3 separate regions of the Mus musculus genome follow, and regions 1 and 3 are each linked to region 2. A link is a loop called in an ENCODE intact Hi-C map of the cell type or tissue named here. Cell type or tissue: heart. All regions are shown on one strand. Region 1 has its middle 3.3 kb from the start of Ntf3. Region 2 overlaps Gm33320 (a long non-coding RNA gene). Region 3 overlaps Ntf3 (neurotrophin 3).

What was found. Peaks named below come from ENCODE experiments on the same cell type or tissue, not always from the same donor. Only the 100,000 strongest peaks of a DNase experiment are listed, where the experiment ranks them.
Region 1: a loop joins it to region 2, with 2.7 times the contacts of the local background. A loop is called at or near these places in 9 of 42 quality-filtered maps.
Region 3: a loop joins it to region 2, with 7 times the contacts of the local background. A loop is called at or near these places in 9 of 42 quality-filtered maps.

The regions. Positions count from the first base shown.
Region 1 is chr6:126,167,026-126,169,525 of GRCm38, reverse strand. No RefSeq gene overlaps it. Among named protein-coding and RNA genes, the nearest start is that of Ntf3, 3.3 kb to the right of the region's middle. In heart, a CTCF peak has its summit at 1,520; a DNase peak (open chromatin) is centred at 1,505; H3K4me3 peaks cover 593 bases; H3K27ac peaks cover 287 bases.
Region 2 is chr6:126,552,698-126,555,197 of GRCm38, reverse strand. Gm33320 (a long non-coding RNA gene) reads left to right here. Exons shown (of 5, transcript XR_378037.2): 2 at 403-465; 3 at 1,154-1,377. Among named protein-coding and RNA genes, the nearest start is that of Gm33320, 4.6 kb to the left of the region's middle. In heart, a CTCF peak has its summit at 1,192 (motif pointing right); no DNase peak of the experiment used is centred here; H3K27ac peaks cover 387 bases; H3K27me3 peaks cover 762 bases.
Region 3 is chr6:126,152,964-126,155,463 of GRCm38, reverse strand. The region is part of intron 1 of Ntf3 (neurotrophin 3); the gene reads left to right. Among named protein-coding and RNA genes, the nearest start is that of Ntf3, 11 kb to the left of the region's middle. In heart, a CTCF peak has its summit at 982 (motif pointing left); DNase peaks (open chromatin) are centred at 703 and 913.

The DNA.
Region 1 (2,500 bases), 390 kb after region 2:
CAGTTATATTAGTAAAATATACATGGAACCCAACTAATAAATGCTTTTCTCTCTTTCTTTCTTTCTTTCTTTCTTTCTTTCTTTCTTTCTTTCTTTTCTTTTCTTTTTCTTTTTTCTTTTTTTTTTTTTTAGTTTTTCGAGACAGAGTTTCTTTGTGTAGCCCTGGCTGTCCTGGAACTCACTTTGTAGACCAGGCTGGCCTCTAACTCAGAAATCCACCTGCCTCTGCCTCCTGAGTGCTGGGATTAAAGGCGTGCGCCACCACGCCCGGCTAATGCTTTTCTTTCTAAAGATCAGAATCCCTCACCAGTAGACTGACCAAGATGTCCTTGTAAGGCCTGGGGCTTGCACTGTGACAGGTGTTATGCTGTAAGTTTCAAATTACTGGATTTACTTAGTCCTCCTAATGTACCTGGGAGACTCCTACTACTTTACCAACTCTCGATGGATTTTGATCAGCTAGGAAACCTGTCCGAAAACAATGTTGAGAAGGTTGAGAGCAATGTGAAACATTTGTCACTCTACAAAACCAACCCTTCCAAAAAAGATGTTAGACTGTGACTAACTTATTTATTTTTATGTGCATTGGTGTTTTGCCTGCATGTATGTCTGTATGAAGGCATCAGATCATCTAGAACTAGAGTTACAGACAGTTGTGAGCTGCCATGCGGGTGCTGGGAATTAAACCCACATCCTCTGAAACAGCAGCCGGTGCTCTTAACCAATGAGCCATCTCTCCAGCAGAATACCGCTTCTAATATCTCTACTAGATCTAAGCTGGTCCTTGGAGCCAACATGTGCTTTCCTAAGATGGCAGACATTTTAGAGAAAGCTAAGCTTACTGAATAAACATAGACACATCACCCAGCTACCAGGGACAAATAATCTCATGGGGGGGGGGGGGGATAATCCTCCCAAATAATGTCTCATATATGCTCCAGGGCATTTGGGGACCACTGCTAACTGGCAGGCTAGCCCGTGTGCTTAACACATTTGGCATGGGGAGCCAAAATGATACAGTGCATGGAACGCCCCGACCCTAAGTTCCTATTTCTAATACAGACACCTTTTGCCTTCACTTTGTTTTGGAAATGTAGACTTTCTGCCTTCCTCATCTGGAACAGCTGTCTCAGTGACTCGGGGATGGTGAATGAGAGCAAAAGTAAGCACAAGTGTTGTGGCTATTCAGCCTTAGGACCCTCCAGCAACAGAGGCAACTCAGAGATACTTTAGGATCCGCCAAGGCACGCTACTTATACAAAGGCAAGTAAAAGAAACAACACGAGGTCTAGCTAGCTCTGTGAGCCAAGGCTAACTGCATAATGAAGGGTACCTTTGTCACCTACAGGTCAAACGGGACCACTTTTCTCATTTCCTGGGTCAATATTCACCATACACACACTATTGCTGCATGAGAAACCCTTTCCACTCCAGGTAAGCGGATGGCAGTCCACTGAACTGCAATAGAAGTAAATGCAGTTTTCCAAGCTTTTCCACCTTCTCCTTTTTTTCTGTTTAGAGTTTCAACCACACTGTGGCGCTATTACAAAAGATAAGGGTAGGCCCAAGGCAAGCTCTAGGAATTTGCCTTAGGAGAGAGGGTTTTCAAAACCCTGCTTTCAGGAACCAGGGTCTTCAGATACAATAAGGAGAAAAATCAAGTCCATTGACCCAAAGGGACTGCCAACAGATTGGTGGCCAAAGCCAGAGCATCTGTTTAGAGAGTCCACGACTCAGTTAACAGAAGACATTGTTTTCCATGGAGTGTACACATTCTATTGCTTCCTGCCCTATATGCTAGTAACTCTAGCTACATATATGACTCTTAGCGTGAGTCTTTCTACAAAAACTATAACTCTCCAGTTAGAAACTTGGGTTTGTCTAGAAGTTGCTATAATTCTGACAGTCTTTTATCTGCCTATAAACAAGTGTGCCTTTTTGCCTCTTTTTTTCTGCCCTGCATCTTTCTTTGACTTCTGAACTCCTAGAAATTCAAAATGCCTTTAGAGTATCCTGAAGGCAAAGAGGACCTTTAGCCCTTCGCTGGAAAGAATGAGGAAGGAGAAGAAGAAAATCCTTAGTCAGGTCTTACATAAAGAAAAGGATAAGCGGTCTCCACGGGTTGAGGTGGGGGTCGGGGTGGGGGCAGGTGGATCACAGTTCTTCTACAAAAGTGCAGCCTTTGCTCTCAGCTGTTGCCTAAGTCTCTCCCTGTTCCCCTCTCCTTTCCCCATTCTCCGCCCTCCCCCCAAGACACCGCACATATTTGGCAAGATTAAGGTGTCACCTCTCATATTACAAGGCCTGTTGATTGCAGGCAGAGACAGACCCTCCTGCACCCTTGAGTTGGAAACAATGCACTCTTCCTGACGTCGCCCAGGTCTGGCAAAGGGAGGCGGCCAGCTAGTGCACCGCATCTGCAGAACAAATCGAAGTCTCGAACTCTGCTGCCTTTTCTTCTGACTGTTCATATTTAAGCTTGCCCCTCGTAGACCCCTCC
Region 2 (2,500 bases):
CTCGGTGGGAGCTGAAGAAGCCAGGGATACTCAGTCAGACCTGGCCTTACAGTCTGAGACAAGAGAGGAGTGGAAGAGGGGGTGTCTTCATACCTGTCTTTCCCTGTCCTCCAACCCCTGCTTGATATTTCTGTCCCTTGAACCCTGTCATCTCTAAGCCACTGCTAGAGGCTGGAAATACCAAACAGAAATTAAGGTGTGAGCCCAAGGACCCATGTGGCCAATAGCATGCACCACAGGGGTGGGTGTCAGGTGTCCGAAAGCAAGTGGCAGGTGTCTATGGTCCCAGGGGCCAGCCGGGGAGATGGAATGGGGGTCTCAGGTTCATAGATCCACAGAGGGAGGCAGGACTTGCAGGCAGCAAGGACTTAGACAAGATGCAAATCTTATTTCTACTTACAGGTGCGCCCTTGGCATATGCTGGAGAGCGATGGAATCCACAGGTCGGGCTCTCAGAAAACAGAGGTAGGAGATCATGGAAACCCTCATTAGTTCTCAGCCAACCTGACATTCTGAGGATGAGAGGCAGGACTGAGTGAGCTTTGGAGCTGGCTAAGGAGCGTCTGGGATGGGTGGGCCGCTCCCCTGACTGCCATTGCCCCTCTTTGCTTCTCTAGACTCAAGGATACTCCTGGCTTCTGGTACTTATGCCTCTCCCAGAGAACTTAAGAACCTTCCTTGCTCCCAGTCTTCTCAGGTAGCAGTGGGCCCTGTGGTTTAAGTCCCAAAGTGACCCTCAGGAGCTGGCACAATCACTACTGCCTACAATCTGGGCCTGGTGTACTTTCTAGGACATATATTCTGGGTCATGCAGCTCTTCTCCTTTCTGAGGCATCTAAGGGATACGTCAAACCATGGGTGTCTACACCAAGGGTTAGAAGGCCTTGGAGGGGGTCACTGTAACACCCGAGACCCTTTGTCATCTTTGGCCATTCCATCCCTGTGACCAACCTTAGTGAACTCTCTTAACCAGTAGCAGGGGAGTCAGGCAGCCAGACAGCCAATGTGGAATTCACCATGGCCCCAGCACTCCACTGCCACTGCCATTTCTGCCTGCTGCTCTGAGCCCCTCCCAACCCAGAGCCTGTGGAGCAGGCACCACGGGGCTCTGGTGTGTCTGTTGCTCCATGATTTATTTTTGTCTCCCTCCCAGATTTCACGGACAGGGCTGTGCAGAGTGGCTGGTACCATCTGGTACCACGTGGGGGCACTGATACCTCACAGGATCGGAAATGTGCTGGAGAGCGCTTTTCATTTTACTGTGAGAGCCAGCCACTCCTCCTGCGGCCATCCCAATCCTCCGTGAACCCTCCATCGCCCGTGCCAGGTTCTTCTTCAGAATCCTCAGCAGCCCTCTTGGTTTCCATGACCCTGGAGGTAGGTGTTTTATCCGTGTGATTTGGTGCTCAAAACAGTGTTCATAGGGATAAGAGTTGAGCCCTTCAACACAGCATTGTCAACCAAAGAAACAAAGGGCAGAAGCCGTGCTCCCTAAACAGCCTCCAGCCTCTTTTTAAACCACACCCTCTCCCTCAGTTCTGGCGGGTGGCCTGCTCTTCTAGACAGGAATCACCACCCACCTATTGGATCCCAGAAGTTCAGCCATACTTGGGTTCTACATGTTCTTGCTCTACCAGAAAGCGGCATCTCCTCCTACTTGTTGAGGTTAGTCCTCCATTTTCAGTATGCCTCTGACCTGTGGCATATCTGCCATTCTCTTAGCACAAGCTTTGAAGGTTGGAGAGCATCTTCCATCCCCAGCCAGGCTTCCAGCTCCTTGTGGATAGGAAGGATGCAGGTGCAAACTTAAGTTCAGCTCAGCCCGTTAGCTCCCAGTGGAGCACTCCCATAGTGTCACAAAAAGCTCTGTGACTTTCTGACATGATCCTCACCTTTAGCCCAGTCCTTCAAGGTCGTGACACCTGACTTCTGGCTGACCATAGCTCCTTCTACTAGTCAATCAACTACAGTGAGCTGGGGCTGGGACTGAAGCTGAGAACATGTCCGGAAGCTGGGAGAAAAGTATGTTCCAGAAGCGAAATGGAAAAAGTTGATTATCCTGGAGTCTCAGACAGAGGACAGTGAACTGGCTCTCTTGGAGTTTTGCCAGCTTGGTTGTCGGCTCTGCAAGTTCCATGCCATGTGACATGGGACTTTTCTGAGAATGGGATGGGGCTCTCATTTTGTATGCATAAACTGAGTTACAGTATCTACCAATTAAAGGGAAGTTTTAGAAAGAAAATTCAACTAGGTGATGCTTGGGCCCTTGCCACTGGGGCTGGCACAGCTTAGTCATAGCTAGGGGACAGTCACATCATTATTGCTAGTGGCTCTCTTTCACCTGGAAGCAGAGTGGAAGTCTCTGGATTGGAAAATCCAATCTGAGGCCCGACAAGTCACTGGGTGGGAAAGGGGTGTACAGCCATGGGACCCAGCCAGAGTCTTAATGAGAGAAAAACAGCTACCCAGAAACAGCTCAACCCCAGGCTTTCAGCTTCTG
Region 3 (2,500 bases), 400 kb after region 2:
GCATTTGCATTCCTCTCTTCTTACTAAAGGATGAAATTCTTGAAGAGGGGTCTGTGCTTGTCATCTTCGTGTTCACCAACACCTGGATGGTCTGCCGCGGAAACGCATTGACTGAATGCATAGACATATGAGGGAATTGTTGGTGAGCTTAGTGGTAGATGGCAACAGGGACTGGGCTCAGAGATGTGATGCACCTTGCCACGGGTTCAAAACCCGTGTCCTCTGTTATTCTCTTCTGCTCTGTCCCAAAAGTTAGGTCATAAATGCTGACTGCTTACTTGCCAGGAAAGGCTATTTTGGCTTTCCTTTGGACCCTTTCCCTCATGCCCTAACCTACCTACTTCTGTATATTTGGGGTCTTGGTCTTGGGGAAGTGGGTGCCACTGTACATGAATTGGAGTAATCCCTTTGAGATATTTAGAAAGTGGGTCTGGATACGTGTGTAAAGATAATTCAGTGTGTGTCCTTGCTGGTGGCCCTGTGCTAGATGTTAGAGAAGATGCAGAAAAGGATGAGGCCTTGACCTGCAGGGCTGAAAGTAGATAGGAACAAGTCATGTTATAACAAGACTCCAAGGGAAAGAACAGTGAGTATTGAAGGGGGAAGGAAGGCTCCCTGAGTACGGCTATGTAGTGTGAATGAGATAAAGCGTCCTCTCCATTCACTTCTGTGTGACAGGGGTTGCATCACTTCTGAATTCCCAAGGGCCTGCCTGGGGTAGAGGAGAGGATTCTCGGAGCCTTTGGTTCTTCATGGCAATAGTCTGGGGAACATTCTGGACAGTTCAAGAGGTGGCACTCTGGGCAATGTATGAGCTCCCAAGGTTGCATTCAGAAGTGTCCCCTTTTGCCGCTGAATCAGCGTAATGAGAAGGAAGTGGGAAGGCAGCAGATCCTCCTCTAAGAATTGTTTCCCTGCCCCCTCCACTGACTTATATGCATCATCTCTGCGGCCACTTCGCACATAGGGACAGACTGCCATCTACTGTCCACTTTTATCCTCTGAGTCCTTCCTTTTCAGCCAGCTCCTTGTCCTTCCTTCTCCTCATCTTTCATCGTTACAGATACCACAGGGAAATAGACAGTAGGTGCTTATATGATAGTTTCTGCACAACTTAGCACACCATGATAGGTGGTTTTCCTCTCCACTTGGTGTTGTTTAAAAGGGGCTGCCTGGCATCTCTCTAGGCTTCCTAGGGTTCGTTAGCAGGAATACCATGCGAAAGGCAGGATCTCACCACCATGACCTTGGGGTATCCTTAGGAGATCGGAAAGCTACCCAGTAGGATGAAACACAGTGTATCTGAAAAAATGAAGATGACAGCAAGGACTGCAGTGGCTGTGGGGTTTACAGGAAAGTCCTTGCAGGGAAAAGGTAAGTGTGGACAGCTTGTCCTGCATCTCCACTCAGTAACTCTACTGGTAGGAAAGACGGCCCTGGTCCTGAAAGCTTGAGATGTCTTACGATTGTCCCCGAGCCAGTTGCTGTTTGATGCTCCTGGAGCAGGAGTGCAGGCACTGTAGCAATGGAGGGAGCGTGAAATTCTCCCTGCTACTCCTGAGTACCCCTTCTCATACCTCTCCTAGACTTTCTTTCAAGAGCACGCCTGCCCAGTGCGGGAGACAGAGCATCAGTGTCCTGACTCAAGTCTAAGACACCGTCCTGTCTGAATCCATTTCCCCCAGTAAGCAACCAAGAGTCTGTTGGGGTTTCCTTTAGGCTGTTTGTTTGTTTGTTTGTTTGATTGATTGATTGATTGATTTTTCTTTAACACCAGTCTTCTCTCAAGCCCAGGGTGACAAAGGATTCACTTTGTAGCCGAGGATGAGCCATGTACCTGAGTTAGTAGCAATTCTCCTGCTTCAGCCTGCCAAGCTGGGATGATAGGCATGTACCACCATACCTGGCTTGGCTTGTATTTTAATTCCGGTGAGATTACTTTGGAATAACTCTTTGTCTTATTCTTCAGGTGTTTTTGTTCTTAGTGTTCAAATTGCCTCCAAGGGAATTTTCAGAGTGTTTCTTTCCTGTTCTTGCCCTTAGATAAGGAAGTGTGCCTATGACAGAGGGCGGGGAGGGGCAGGACAGGAAGAGGGGGTGGATTCTATTGGGTATAGGAAAGCCACTCAAGTTTGAGGATCAGGTTACTACTTAAAGGATCTCAGCACCTCACTACAGTCCTCACACAGTTTCTTGCTTTCTCTTTGGTTGCCCCAGTGCCCCTTTAATGTTGCCATCCCCTTTCAGATCTGCTGTAGTGTGACTTCTCCATATAACAGTCTTCCTGGATTTTGAGGGGACCCCTTGACAGAGATAAAGTTAAGCCAAGGCCTATTAGAAAAGGACGTTTTAATTTTTTCTTTATTTTTACATGTATGGGTGTTTTGCCTGAATGTATATCTGAGTGCCTGGTGCTGGAGGGCCCATAGAGGCCAGAAGAAGGTGTTGGATTCTTTTGGAATTGGAGTTACAGACAGTTGTAAATTGCAATGTGGGATCT